4 separate regions of the Homo sapiens genome follow, and all the other regions are linked to region 1. The links are chromatin contacts, found by Hi-C or POLR2A ChIA-PET in ENCODE. All regions are on one chromosome and are shown on one strand. The core of a region is the stretch at or near the end of the contact, and the rest is flanking DNA. Distances in the headings are between cores, read along the strand shown. Region 1 overlaps TNS3 (tensin 3). Region 2 has its middle 200 kb from the start of SNORD151. Region 3 has its middle 41 kb from the start of LINC00525. Region 4 overlaps TNS3 (tensin 3).

Region 1 (3,353 bases), core at 312-2,811:
GTGCCGCACATCAACTAAGTGCCTGTCCTGTGGTCTAGGGGGCTGAGACTCATGGACACACACGCTGACAACATGAGAGGGCAGCGTCTGGGGCAGGGGCTGCACGAGACAGAGTGGGGTATCTGGAAGTATGGTGGGCACAGGGCCACGACCCCCGCCCTGAGGACGAGGCCTGCAGAGGTCTCTCCTAGCCTGACAGGGATGGTTATGTCCCAACAGGGGCGGGCTTCCAACACCTCTCCCAGCCTGAACTCAGGCTCTGGAAGACCTGAGTCTGAACGGGCCATAGAGAGGTCTCAGGAACAAGATCCCACTGGGAACCTACACTCAGAGCCAGAATGCAGTCTCCCAGCCAGAGCCAGGGCCCAGGACTGCCAGAAAGTCCCGGAGATAAGCTTCTGCAGAGATGACATTGCTAGATGCCAGGGTGGGTGGCATCCATGTGGAAGAATGACTGTAGTAGAAATTTTAAAAAGATGCACTGCATATGGTGTCTAAACATTGAAAGAGAACAGGCCGTTCTGCAGCTCCCCAACTGCAGCACACCTTCCTCCTCCATCTCGGCAGAGGGAAGGGGTAAGGACAGACCACTCAGGAGAGCAGTGGACGAAACCACACACATTATGACAAGTGGATTTCTAACCTGGACAGAGCCAGAGGCAGGGTCAGAGAGGAAGAGCTGTGATCCAGAAGGAGCACACGGTGCCACAGGGCTGGGGAGAGGCCCCGATGCCACCCAGCCCAGAAGCCCAGAGGTGAAGAGGCCCTGGATTGAGGAGAGGAGAGGACCCCAGTGAGCCTGGAGGAGGGGTGACAGGATAATGGGAGGAAGCATACATTATAGACTCTGAGCAGTTCAAAAACTGAATGGTGGTCTGAAAAAAGGGGTAGTAAGATAAGCACGTCAAAAAAGGACATCACTGAACAGGATGTGAGCTCACACAGGGGAATACAGAGTTTGGGGTCTTCTAGAAAGGGGCCAAGGGCTCCTGCAGATGGCAGCCAGAGTCAGCAGAAAGAGCACCTGGGGCCACATGTGTGGAAGGAGGGACGTTTCCCCTGTGACCAGAGCTGATGGGCAGGAGGTGCTGGAGCCAAATGGCATTTTCAGGAGTGTTTCAAGCTGATTAATGTCAGGCTGGTAGCTTGGAAGCAGGCGGGGGGAGGTGAGGTATTTTCACCAGGGGAATCAGCAGAGGCTGCCAATCAGCCCGCTGCACCCCCAGCAGGGTATAAACCCTCATCTGCACACCACCGGCCAGAACGTGTTTCAAGAGAAGCGGGAGTAAAAGCGATGGTGGCCAACGCAAACAGAGTCTGAGTGGGAGAGTCCACGCACACGCAGTACAGAACGCCAGGCACAGGTGAGAGAGGCGGAGGGCTGGGGATGCATCTGTACCTGCTCGTCAGGGGCTTGTGGGAAATCACATCAGAAGTCCAAGACCAAGCAGGCAGGGACACCTGCAGCACCCAGCTCTGCCCTAGGCCCAGATACCCTGGCTGCAGCGATGTGGGCCAGGACTACGGAAGTCCTCTGTGGGGTGAGCCAAGGCAGGGTGAGCCTGTGCAAATGCAGGAGGCTGGGGGGAGTAGAAAGAAGGGCAGCCAGTCAGGGGAAAGGTCACAGAGCTGGCCAGAACCAAGGCAGCATCGAGCAAGAGGCACTTGGATTCCAGTGTCAGAAAATATTAAGCCCACGGCTCTGCCATTAGCCATATGGAACCACTTTCAGGTGGGCCTCAGGCTAAGTCTGAGGCACTAATTAAGCCCACTAAATGGAATTTGTTTGCTTAAAAGAGCAGACCCCATTCTCAGAAGAAAATTTAGAAAATATATATACTTTCTTGTCATTTAACAGTTAATAAATAAAATGCATAGTGATTTATGCTAGCGGTAGGCAACATTTCATGAAATAAATCTACTAGCGTCAGTACCACAACTGCAGAAAGAGTAGTTTCCAGCAACTGACACTGTAGACATCTACAGTGATTCCTAATACAATGATGCAGATTAAGGTATTAAAAGGGGAAAAGAGCACTCCTGCAGAAGCCACCAGGCCCTGTGCTTGGGGAGCTGTTGAATTCAGTTCTCCGCAGTCCTCTTAGTAGGGGTTAATTCCTGTTTTATAGAGGAAGAAACTGAAGCCCAAGGTCACATGGGTAAGACAAAGCAGAGTCAGGATCCAGACCCAGGTCTGTTATTCATTCTTCTCTTTTATGAGTCCTCAAAGTTTCAGAAGCTGCTTCTGAGAGCTACACATGCAAATTTCCATTTTGTACTTCTGTTCTCCCAAAGAGGCCAGGCAAGAGAAAATAAGTATTCGCCTAGTACAGAGTTTCACGTATGGAACACACACACACACACACACACACACACACACACAGAGCAGGAAATGTTCACCGCGTGCTCTTTTCTTTTGTTTTTGTTTACACTGGAGCGACGTGTGCCCATGGATGCCTGGCCTTGCTGCTCTGTCCCCTGCCCCTCGAGCTATATGGGGCTCCCTCCAGGACCGGGCTCCCCACCCTGGTCTATCTGACCCAGTCAGGGCAGTCACTCAAACATTCATTACTGTCACCATGAAAGTGGCATCTGTTTTGAATTCAGGGGCCTCATCTTCTCTGGGTGTCCCACTCTGTCATCAGAGCCTGGCTGCATGAGGTCAGCTGGCCCCTTCTCTCCTCCGTGACACCCCTGGTAAACAGACACCCAACAACATCCCGCAGGGTGGAGGTGGGGAGTGAACCTTAACCAACAGCACGCTTGTCCAAATTATTTCTCAAGTAATGGAGGTTCTGCAGGGAGAGCTTCTTTCTCAGGTTAGAACTGGTCAAAAGACACAGAGGTGGGGTTCAGAAGAAGATTTCCAGGGCACCTCGAAAGCCCTAGTTTAATCAATAAAACACACTTGCAGGCACGGGGTGCCCTTGCCAACAGCCTCCTACCCTCCCATGTAACCACAGTGCCATGGAAAGTTACCCTCATTTCACAGATGCCGAGAGTCAAGGCAGACAGGCCTGGCCTGAGCCACGTGCAGGATGCAGGGACCCACATTCTCCCTCCGGCTGCACCTTCTAGCCTCCTGCCCAGGACACAGATACAGATGCTGGCTGCAGAGCTGCTAATTAGGTTACTGGCCACGTAGTTAAAATGATGTGGCAAATAGGTGCAGATTCATTCCAGGTATGTGTTGTTTCATCTGTTACAACACAATGTGGAATGAAAACTGATGATTCAGAGAAAACACAGGATACATTTTAAAATTATATTATTTATTTAAAACAAATATCTTGTTTCAAAAGATCATAATTCTCTTTTGGCCTCTTTTTGGGGCAGGGCTAGGACTTCCTACA
Region 2 (3,353 bases), core at 635-3,134, 230 kb before region 1:
CAGCCTCCCAAGTAGCTGGGATTACAGGCACTTGCCACCACTCTGGCTGATTTTTTTGTGTGTGTGTATTTTTAATAGAGATGGGGTTTCACCACGTTGGCCAGGCTGGTCTCAAACTCCAGACCTCAGGTGATACCCCAGCCTCGGCCTCCCAAAGTGCTGGGATTACAATCGTGAGCCACCGCGCCTAGCCAATGAAGTTTATTTTCACGTTGATTCCCAAGTCTAGGTCTCGAAAATGACATGTCTCAAGACCATAGCCACTTTGGCACTGTAAGGCCATTGTTCCCCCAGCAATCTGTGTGCAGAGATCTAAGGATGATGGCCCATACACTGAGGCCTCTTGAGTTTGTCTTTAGTCTCCTTTTAGATTCTTTTATAATAGCTTTATTGAGACATAATGCACATACTGTGCAATTCACATATTTGAAGTGTACGATTCAATGGTTTTTAGTATATCCACCATCACTGCAATCAATTTTAGAAGATTTTCATCACCTCATAAAGGAAATTTCTTTTGTTTTATCTCCTGGTATTTCTTTATAGTTATAGACAGATGGTAAAGATGGCTGAAATGTGGGTGGGGAGCACAAAGGGGGGTGAGGAAGTTGCATAGTAGGAAAGGGAGAAGGGTCTGCACTGTCCTGCCTGAAGGAACTTACCATAGTGATGATGTGAGCTGTTATGTGCACTGAGACGGGAGACCCCCAGACCAATGCATCAGTCACGTGAAGATGGGGGCAGCCTCGGCCCCAGCAGTACGAGGAGTTCACCTTGACCCTTTGAAAAGCTTACCAACCCCTGTCCTGTGTGATCACTATTACAGAGGATAAACTAGTCATATGGGAAATGGGTCTCAATGTTTCACAGTTTGAGATGCTGAACATCCACAAATCCTGTCAAATGACTTCATGGGGATTACAGAAAATCCTATTCAATAATTTTTAAAGGTAACTCTATCTAGATATTATTTAGTGAAGATTCCTTGCCAGGCAACATCTGAATCACTTAATGTGTACTAACTCATCTGATTCTCACCACAATCTTGGCATGTAAGCCTGATTGCTTTTCCCATTTGACAAATGGGAGAAGCTAAATAACTTGTCATTGTACTAGAGTGTATACAAGGCAGAGCCAAGATTTGAAGCCAGGCAACGTGGCTCCAGCATCCACATTTCTAACCACTAAATTTTCCATTTCACTAGCTTTCCATTTTGAACCTAGCCACTAACATATGCAGCCCTCATCTTTGCAAATAAAGTTTTAAAATACGGCCTTCTGTAGTAAGTGACGCTGCCCACCAGGGGGCAGGACTGCCCCACAATGCTCTCAGTCACTCCCTTCATTCACTACAGTCCCTGGCCCACTGAGGTTGTAAATTGAGCTCAAACCTTTCTGTGAAAATGCAGGGCAAAGGGCAGAAAGAGGGAACCACTCAGGGGAAATGGCTCACTGGGGACGTGTGTGCACAGAAGTCCTCTCCGTGCCATAGCAGAGGACACAGGCTCTGGAATCCCGTGGGCCAAGTTTTCGCAACATTCTGTGCTAGTTGGCTGGATGCCTCTATACAAAGAAATTAAAGCAAAGAGAAAAGCAGGGGGTAAAGGGGACCATAGAAGAAAAAATTCTTCATATTTTTCTTTGCCTGTCTCCCGACCATAGCCAAATCACTAAACTTTTCTGACCCTGACCTTCATGATCTGTAAAATGGGGATGGGCCAGCTGCTATGTGACCCCTGGAGAAGAAACGTCCCGTCAGCAGGGCCCCTCCTGTCAGGGAGAACCTCAGCCGCCTTCAACAGCTCATTTCCAGGCAGCTAAGGTCACCTCACTCTTCTTGAGCCCTTCAGTGTGGAGCTGCCATTGCAGCTCTAACAAGTTAATCATAAGCCACCCCTCATGGCGCCAGGGCGAGGCTGTTTATAGACTTATCAACTCATGACACACAGGGTGGTTCACGTGACTTAAGCTTTGAGTCCTATATCTTGGCCCAGATGGCAGGAAGGATGCTTTGACCCATGACCACTCTGGTTTGTTCCTGGGTTGGACATTCCTTGGGCTTTCTTCAGTAGAGGGAAGCTTGAATACATAAACCATAGCTAACATGGGAAGTGCAGACATTGCGTTCTGCAAGCAGTAGGCACTCAACCAATGTCTGCTGTGCTGTCCTAATCGGCTGAATGTGGCACAGGAATCCAGGAGAGTCGATACGGCCTGGGAAACCATGCAGAATCTCCCCAAGGAGGAGGCACTTCTCCATATTCATTCTACTCTGACCCAAGCACGTGGCAGGGCTTGCTCTGTTCTTTGCAAAAGAGACAGTTTGATTGACATTTTCCTCACCTCCATCTTTCCTGCTCTAAACCACAAGCCAGACAGACAGAAAGACAGCTCCATTACTTCAGTGCTGAGCCAGTCTCCGCAAGGAGACAGCCTTACGTTGACCAGGCAGTGGGCTGGCGGGTGAGTGACGAGTGACAGGTGTCAAGTGTGAACCTGCCTAGGTGCTCCTGAAGCCTGACCCTGGCCTTCTTACACATCCGTCTGGAGGACATTCCCAGTGAAAACTGAATGCCTGCAACTTCATCAGCCTTTAGGGGAAAAAAATGAAGCCACGTTAACTTATAAAATAATAATAAACTTGGAAGTTAGACATAGAGGAAAGTACACAAATAATAAGGAAAAAGCTCCATTAATTTTCACAGTGAATACACCCAAATGAAAAAAAAAAAAAAAAAAAAAAAACAGAACAGCATCAGTGCCTCAAAAGCCCCTCTAATATTCCCTCCCAAACAGCACTGTCTCTTTCCTCCCCAAGAACTGCCATCCTGCCCTCTACTGCCACAGGTTAGTTTTGTCTGATTGTGATATCCATATAAATGAAATTTGATAATAAGTACTCTATGACAGGTCTGGCTTTTTTGGCCTGTGGTTATGTCTAAGTTTCATCCGTGTTGTTGAGTGTAGCCACTGATAACACCTAGACCACCAGGTCTCAACTCAGTCCTTTTAAAGTGGGCCCCAGGTATCTCAGGGCCTCCTCAAGAGGTGCCTTACATGTACTTAAGAATAGGTCTGCCTGAGGCACCATGCAACACCAAAAGATCACAGTGCTTCTAGTACTATGGGCTGAGTCAATCAGGCTGCAGAAGGCAGGGAGAGATGCTGAAACTCACTGCTCCAACCCAACCCAAGCCACATCTGTTACTGATTTGAGACCTTTCCTCATTTCTAGTGTAAGCATTTAGTGCTATAAATTTCCCTCTCAGCACTACATTAGCTGCATCCCATGGATTGTGATATGTTTTATTTTCTACAGAATTCATTCTGTTCTATGTTTTAAAAAAATTATT
Region 3 (3,353 bases), core at 508-3,007, 220 kb after region 1:
CCAGCCGCAATTTACACATGACGAACCATCTCTGAGGGAAAAGGTGCCTCACCTAGGGGCACAGGGCTGGATTGCACTGCTTCCAAAACCCACCAGTTAACCAAGATACCTTACATCTCTTCAGGATTCGTCTCTTCAAATCCTGCCAGTGACTTCCAACCCAGAGGGAGAAGGAGAAGGTAATATGCTGAGCAAAGAAATGTGTCTGATGAGAGTATGGTTTCTGTTTATTATATAGACAAGTATGACAGCATTTACATTTGCACATCTTCCTCTGTGATTAAGCATTACATGTTGTCTTCATGTAGCATTGTTGACCAACCTCCATTCAGAATGAAGTTTAGAGAACACATGCGGCTTCTTGAATCTGAGAAAGTGTTACTATGATTGTATTCCAAAGCTCCTACGAGCTTAGCATCGCCCTCAACCTTTGGAGTTGGAGAGAATGTGGAAGTTCTGGGTACACTGTTAAGTACTCCATAATGGCGAATTCCAGCAGTCATAGTGATCACCGAAAGGTCCTAATAGTAAGGCGTAGAAGTGGTGAGAGATTGGAGCCCTTGTGTTGGGGGGCAGGGAACATGAAATAGTGTGTCCACTGTGGAAAACAGTATGGAAGCTTCTCAAAATATGAAAACTAGAATTACCATATGATCTTGTGAGTCCATGCTGGATATACATGCAAAAGAATTGAAATCAGGGACTCAAGCAGATACTTGCATACCTGTGTTCATGGCAGCATTATCCACAGTAGCCAAAGGAGAAACAGCCCAAATGTCCTCCAGCAGATGAATAGATAAGCAAAATGTAGTATATGCATACAATGGAGTGTTATTCACCTTTGAAAAGAAAGGGAATTCTGTCACATGCTATGACACGGATGAACTTTGAGGACATTCTGCTACAGGAAATAGGAAATAGCCAGGCACAAAAGGACAGATACTGCATGATATTTAAGGAACCCAGAATAGGGACCTAGAATAGCTAAATTCATGTGACAGATGTAGAGTGGTCAAATTCATAGAGACAGAAAGTAGCGTGGTGGCTGCCAGGGGCTAGAGGGACGCAGAATGGAGAGTTTGTGTCGAATGGGGACAGACTTTCAATTTTGCACAACGAAAACATTCTGGAGATGAAGCGTGGTGATGATTGCACAATAACGTGAATGTGTTTAGATATCACTGAACTGTATTGTACGCTTACAATGGTTAAAATGGTAAATTTTATGTTAAGTGTATTTTACCACATTTTTTTTTTAAGAAAGAGAAGGTGCAGAAGTTGTACCAGCTCACCTTTCTGTCAGTGAGCCTCTTAGATCAGACAGGCCAAAACTTCTGGAGACGTTCAGGCCACTGGGGTCCCCTTTCCCCAGCTGCCAAGCTGTTTTCTGATTTTCATAGCTGCCCTCAAGGCCTCCTGGCCGATCCTTGAACTTGCTGCGAACTTTATGGAGATTGGTGATTGCCCTGCTTCCTGGTGGCTGGGCTGCTATAAATAATAATAATGCTGATAATGAAAAGAATTGCTCAGGGTGCAGCAGGAGGCTCGCCAGGCTCCCAGACTCACGGGGGGAATGGGGAATGTCATGTCCAGGGGCTGCTTTATGTACTTGGTGTTAATAAATCATAATAATTAGATACTGGTCCAAGTCATTTGAAATTCATTTCTTTCATTCATGCAGCATTGCAGGAAGATGAAGATGCTGGCTGATTGACCTCATTCTTCACGTGCACTCAGGGCTCAGGGCCAGCGCAGGGCTGGGGAAGCTGCTTTCTTCCCACGCCTCCAGGGCCCAGCCTGGCCGTCTCACAACCTGGCCTCCTTCTTGTCTGTGAGCTCACACTCTCTTTCTTCCCCCGCATGCAGATGGTGATGATGGCCAGGACACTGGCCACCTGCCTGCAGCATGCCCAGGGCCTGGGCTTTGAGGCTTGTCTTCCCATCCTGAGTGCTCCACATGCTTTATCTCACTGGACCCTCACAACATGCCTTTGGCAGGTGAGGAGGCTGAGGCTGAAGCTTGGCCTTGAATGTTGGCATGAGTCCTCACCAGCGTGTGTATTTGTCAGGTTAGACTGGGCTCTGCCGTGGTAACGAAACATCTACTAAATCTCAGTGGTTTCACATTGTCCTTGTTTATTTCTCACATATGCAAAATCTTCTGTGGGCCCGTGACTTCACAGGGCAGCTGTCCCTTGTACAGAAATCGAGCCCTGCAGGCTGCTCCTGTCTCCAAGCTTGGCCAGCTCCAGAGAAAGCGACCTTCACCTTCATGGTGGGGGAACGTCCATGGAGGTCTGTCACCCGCATGTTTACACTTCTGCCCAGAAGTGACACACGCACTTCCTCTCATGCCTTTTATCCAGAGCAGCCACAAGCCAATCCCCCTGCGAGGGTCTTGGGGTGTGGAGATCCTGGGCCTCCGTGAGCAGAACTGGAGGTGAGTGAGCTCCAGTGAGGTCTGCAGCTGTGTCTCCTCATCTCAGTGCTGTTGACCTTTGGAGCTGGAGAAATCTTTGCTACGGAGCCTGTCCTGGGAATCGTAGGATGTTTAGCAGCATCCTTGGCCTCTACCCACCAGATGCCAGTGGCACCATCCACTTATGACACCAAAAATGTCTTCCACATTGCCAAATGTCCCTTTGTGGGCAAAACGGCCTTTAGTTGAGAACCCTCGGGGCCTGCACCATGCTGTGTCTATGGATAAGGTGCCCAACGCTCTGAATCTCTTTACTAATTTCGAGTTAATGCTGCCCACTCTACAGAGATGATGTGAGGATGAAATGTCTCTGACTCGTGTGAAAGTGTGCAGCACTGAATCCCAACTCAGTAGGGCCAGGGCCCTGTTTTTGCTTCCCACTGTATTCCCAGTGACTGGCATGGAGGAGGCTCTCAGTGTTGATTGAGATGATGAATGAATGAATGCTCAGTCCTGGCATAGGACAGTGCTGAGTAAGTGGCAGTTCCACCCCCACCCCATGACCTATTTACACACAGATATGGGTTTTTGGGCCTTCATGGAGGCAGGAAGCAAGGGGCAGAACAGGATGGCCCTGTTGCGCTTCTCTACCTGGCCGACAGGTGTCCCCCCGAGCCCCTTCTCACGGGGTACTGCTTCCAGAAAGGCTGTGATGGGGCTGCTTGCTCCCCAACTCTCCTTTTCCCTGGCCACTGGTCAGAGTCTCCTGGGAAGGTCTCGGCCGCAAGTTGGCCAGCCCGAGGGGGTCTTCGTCTGTAGGGAGTCTGTGCTTCTGCGGGGGAAGAACCTCCTGGGGAGCACATCTGGTGCTTTGACTCTGATGTCAGATCAGACAAGTCCAGTGCTCAGCAACCCCAGACTTCGCTGACAGAGG
Region 4 (3,353 bases), core at 384-2,883, 210 kb before region 1:
TTGAAAGAGAAGAGCAAAGTTGGAGGACTGACATTATTTGACTTCCAGGATTACTATAAAGCTAAAGCAATCAAGAAAATGTGATATTGGTGAAAGAACAAATAGGTCAATTAAAGAACTCGAAAGTAGACCCACATGAATATAGTTAACTGATCTTAGACAAAAGAGCAAAGGGAATACAACTGTGAAAAGACAGATTTTTCAACTGGTGGTACAGAAGCAACTGTACATCTGCAGGCAAAAAAATAAAAAATGAATCAAGACACAGACCTTACTTCCTTCACAAAAATTAACTTAAAACGGATCACAGACTTAAAGGTAAAATTTGAAACTATAAAATCTAGCTGGCCTTGGGTTTGGTGGTGACTTTTAAGATACAATACCAAAGTCACAATCCATAAAACAGGAAATCAATAAGCTGGATTTTATTAAAATTAAAAACTTCTGCTCTGTAGAAGAATGAAAAGGCAAGCCATGAAATGGAAGAAAATATTTTCAAAAGGCCTATCAGGTAAAGGACTAGTGTCTAAAATACACCAAGAATTCCCAAAATTTAACAATAAGAAAACAAAACCCAATTAAACAAACAAGCCAAAGGCCTTTATGGACACCTCACCAAAGAAGATATACAGATGGTAAATAAGCATATGAAAAGGTGCTACACATCATAAGTCATCAGAAACAATGAGATACCACTACGCTACTATTAGAAAGGCCACATTCCAGAACACTGGCAACACCAAATTCTGGAGAGGATGTGGGGCAACAAGAACTCACATTCATTGCTAGTGGGAATGCAAAATGGGACAGCCACATTGGAAGACAGTTTGCCTGTACCTTATAAAACCAAACACACTCTTACCATACAATCCAGGAATGCGCTCCTTGGTATCTACGCACAGGAGTTGAAAACTTATATCCACTCAAAAACCTGCACATGGGTGTTTAGAGCAGCATTATTCATTACTGCCAAAACCTGAAAGCACCCACAATGTCCTTTAGTAGGTGAATGGGTTACTAAACTGATACACCCAGACAAGGAAATATTTGCTGCTAAAAAAAAATGAGCTATCAAGCCATAAAAACACATGGAGGAAACTTAAATGCATATGACTAAGTGAAAGGAGCCAACCTCAAAAGGCTATGAACTGTATGGTTTCAACTATATGACAATACTGGAAAAGTTGAAAATATGGAGACAATAAAAATATGAGTGGTTGCTTGGGGTTGGTGGGGGAGGGAGAACGAACAGAAAAGGCACAGAGGATTTTTAGGGCAATAAAACTATTCACTATGATACTGTAACGGTGATTACCTGTCATTATGCATTTGTCCAAACCTGTAGAATGCATGACATCAAGGTGAACCTAAATATCAAGTCCCTAAACTAGGGACTCAGGTGACGAGGCTGTGTTAATGCAGGTTCATCAACCATAACATGTGCATCACTTTGCTGGGGGATGTTGACAGCGGGGAGGCTATGCGTGTATATGGTGTATCTCTGTACCTTCTTCTCCATTTTGCTGTGAATCTGTCACTGCTCTAAAAAAGAAACTCTATGAATAATTTTTTTAAGTGACCTGCTCTGTCTGGCGAGCTGGTTCTTGGGTGTTGTATGTCTCACTGGGGTTGCTGGCAGTGTGGGTCAAATCATTGACTCATGTCAAGTGACTTGTTGAGTCATGTCTCTGGAACATTTTTACATTTACAGTTGCCGAGACAGATCACCCACATCCTGTCTTACTATATTTTCCCCCAAACTAAATCCAGGGCTTGACATTTATTCCACTGAATTTAGTCTTGCTTGAGTTAGACCGGCCCATGAAGGCCTTGCTGATGTCCCAACAACTGCACCCCACCCAGCTCTGTGCAAGCTTCTATAAAAGGAAACCTCCTTCAAGGCTCACAGAAAAGAAAGGAAACCTGAATACTGAAGTGCAAAAGGAAGTTGTGTCAGTGAGTCCTTTTTCTCCCCAGTCACCAGATGTAGAAATGGAGCTGCATTTACTGACCTGCCCCCTGCTTCAACAGCTCAGCTGCTGAATTGGCTGCCGTCTGGGGAGAACTTTCTGCTATTTCCTCCAATGGATCTGTAGGAAGGGGCAAGAAAATACAGAAATGAGTCCTGCTCCTGACCAAGAATCCTCATGACAAAGTTAGACAATTTGATGACAGAATTCCCAGATGGTGACATGCAATGGTTTTGCAGAGTCAAGAGTTTCTCTTTGGGACAATAATTTGGCCCATAGAAACCATGATCACATTCTGAATAAAAGTAGAGATGACAAGGCCTAACAAAATATTTTTCTAATCACCGAATTAGTCATATGAACAATGACACTTTGAAAAGTAAATCACATTTACCTATATATTAAGTTAGACCATTTTTATGTGAAGTTGTGACTGCTTAGGAAAGTGGGACATACGGTCACATCGCCCTGACATGCTGTGGGTGTTATTTAATTTCATTATGGATATTGTTTAACAAACATAAAAGTAAAAAGAACAGTGCATCCATCATCTAAGTTCAACAACATCAACATTTTGCCCATTCCGTAGAAACGTAAAAATTAAATGTCAATGACCCTGAAGCCTTCTTTGTCTGAGGGTTTTATATTTTTAAACTACAGAATCTTTGCTCTATAGAAATCTTTCATCAAAATCCATGATGTAAAGCTATCTGGGAGCTGTCAGTGAAGTAGAATCTCCTCTTCTCTCCTTAATTTGGATGAACTCATTGGCCTTTTCTTGGGTTCAACCAAGAGAATACGAAAAAACTTCCAGTCTTATTATTTTTCTCAGTGGATCTTCATGGATCTCTAAAACCGGTGGCCTTGACTGCAGACAATCTACACAGAGCCTGACTAGCACTGAGGACCCCTTACCTCTCTCTGGGATAAGCAGCTTGCACGGCAAGGCCAAGGGCGTGATGGAATGCTGGCACACCAAGGCCGTCAGGCTCCCTGCAAAGTGGACAGACAGCAAACAAGAGTCAACAACTGCTGTAGATGTTGTGTGCTCAGCCAATTTATCAGCTGGAATGAAACGGATGCAAAGGCTGAGCCCTTATCTTTTTAGCAACTGGTATGTTAGATTAGTGTGCAGCTTTGTGTAAAACTTCAAAGAAGTATAAAGTTCCACAAGATAGTTGAGAGGTAAGTAAATGGAACTGTTTATCATTCTTATCATAGACACATCATTACCAAATTATATAAAGACTAAAGCATACAGTTTGTTGGATCTTGAATCAGGAGGGTTGACATCAAGCCAACTCCAACTTCAACCATATATATTACCCCTGCACAATGCTTCTTAACAAAGCTCTAATAACAATGATGCCTAAGGCTGCACTG

The links. A loop is a pair of places that touch in the nucleus more often than their neighbours do. ChIA-PET counts read pairs that join two places held with the same protein, here RNA polymerase II (POLR2A). Pooled maps may share reads with other maps.
Region 2: a pooled map shows a loop between it and region 1 (3-fold over the local background). The contact joins two enhancer-like sites. A Hi-C loop is called at or near these places in 1 of 168 maps with a recorded cell type or tissue (PC-3), 1 of 37 single-sample maps with no recorded cell type and 8 of 50 pooled maps. POLR2A ChIA-PET finds 5 or more read pairs at or near these places in 3 of 52 experiments (AG04449, MCF 10A and PC-9).
Region 3: a pooled map shows a loop between it and region 1 (8-fold over the local background). The contact joins two enhancer-like sites. A Hi-C loop is called at or near these places in 17 of 37 single-sample maps with no recorded cell type and 6 of 50 pooled maps. POLR2A ChIA-PET finds 5 or more read pairs at or near these places in 2 of 52 experiments (OCI-LY7 and Panc1).
Region 4: a map of esophagus muscularis mucosa shows a loop between it and region 1 (4-fold over the local background). The contact joins two enhancer-like sites. A Hi-C loop is called at or near these places in 1 of 168 maps with a recorded cell type or tissue (esophagus muscularis mucosa), 1 of 37 single-sample maps with no recorded cell type and 8 of 50 pooled maps. POLR2A ChIA-PET finds 5 or more read pairs at or near these places in 1 of 52 experiments (PC-9).

The regions. Positions count from the first base shown.
Region 1 is chr7:47,495,315-47,498,667 of GRCh38, forward strand. The region is part of intron 3 of TNS3 (tensin 3); the gene reads right to left. Among named protein-coding and RNA genes, the nearest start is that of SNORD151, 32 kb to the left of the region's middle. RefSeq lists enhancers at 1,933-2,052, 2,353-2,432. Within about 2 kb of position 1,562, at least 3 of the 41 ENCODE cell types and tissues checked have a DNase peak (open chromatin) inside an H3K27ac peak, as active enhancers do.
Region 2 is chr7:47,265,112-47,268,464 of GRCh38, forward strand. No RefSeq gene overlaps it. Among named protein-coding and RNA genes, the nearest start is that of SNORD151, 200 kb to the right of the region's middle. Within about 2 kb of position 1,885, at least 10 of the 41 ENCODE cell types and tissues checked have a DNase peak (open chromatin) inside an H3K27ac peak, as active enhancers do.
Region 3 is chr7:47,718,739-47,722,091 of GRCh38, forward strand. No RefSeq gene overlaps it. Among named protein-coding and RNA genes, the nearest start is that of LINC00525, 41 kb to the right of the region's middle. Within about 2 kb of position 1,758, at least 3 of the 41 ENCODE cell types and tissues checked have a DNase peak (open chromatin) inside an H3K27ac peak, as active enhancers do.
Region 4 is chr7:47,289,943-47,293,295 of GRCh38, forward strand. It overlaps TNS3 (tensin 3), which reads right to left. Exons shown (of 31, transcript NM_022748.12): 26 at 2,886-2,963; 27 at 2,013-2,090. Among named protein-coding and RNA genes, the nearest start is that of SNORD151, 170 kb to the right of the region's middle. RefSeq lists enhancers at 1,538-1,897, 3,121-3,353. Within about 2 kb of position 1,634, at least 9 of the 41 ENCODE cell types and tissues checked have a DNase peak (open chromatin) inside an H3K27ac peak, as active enhancers do.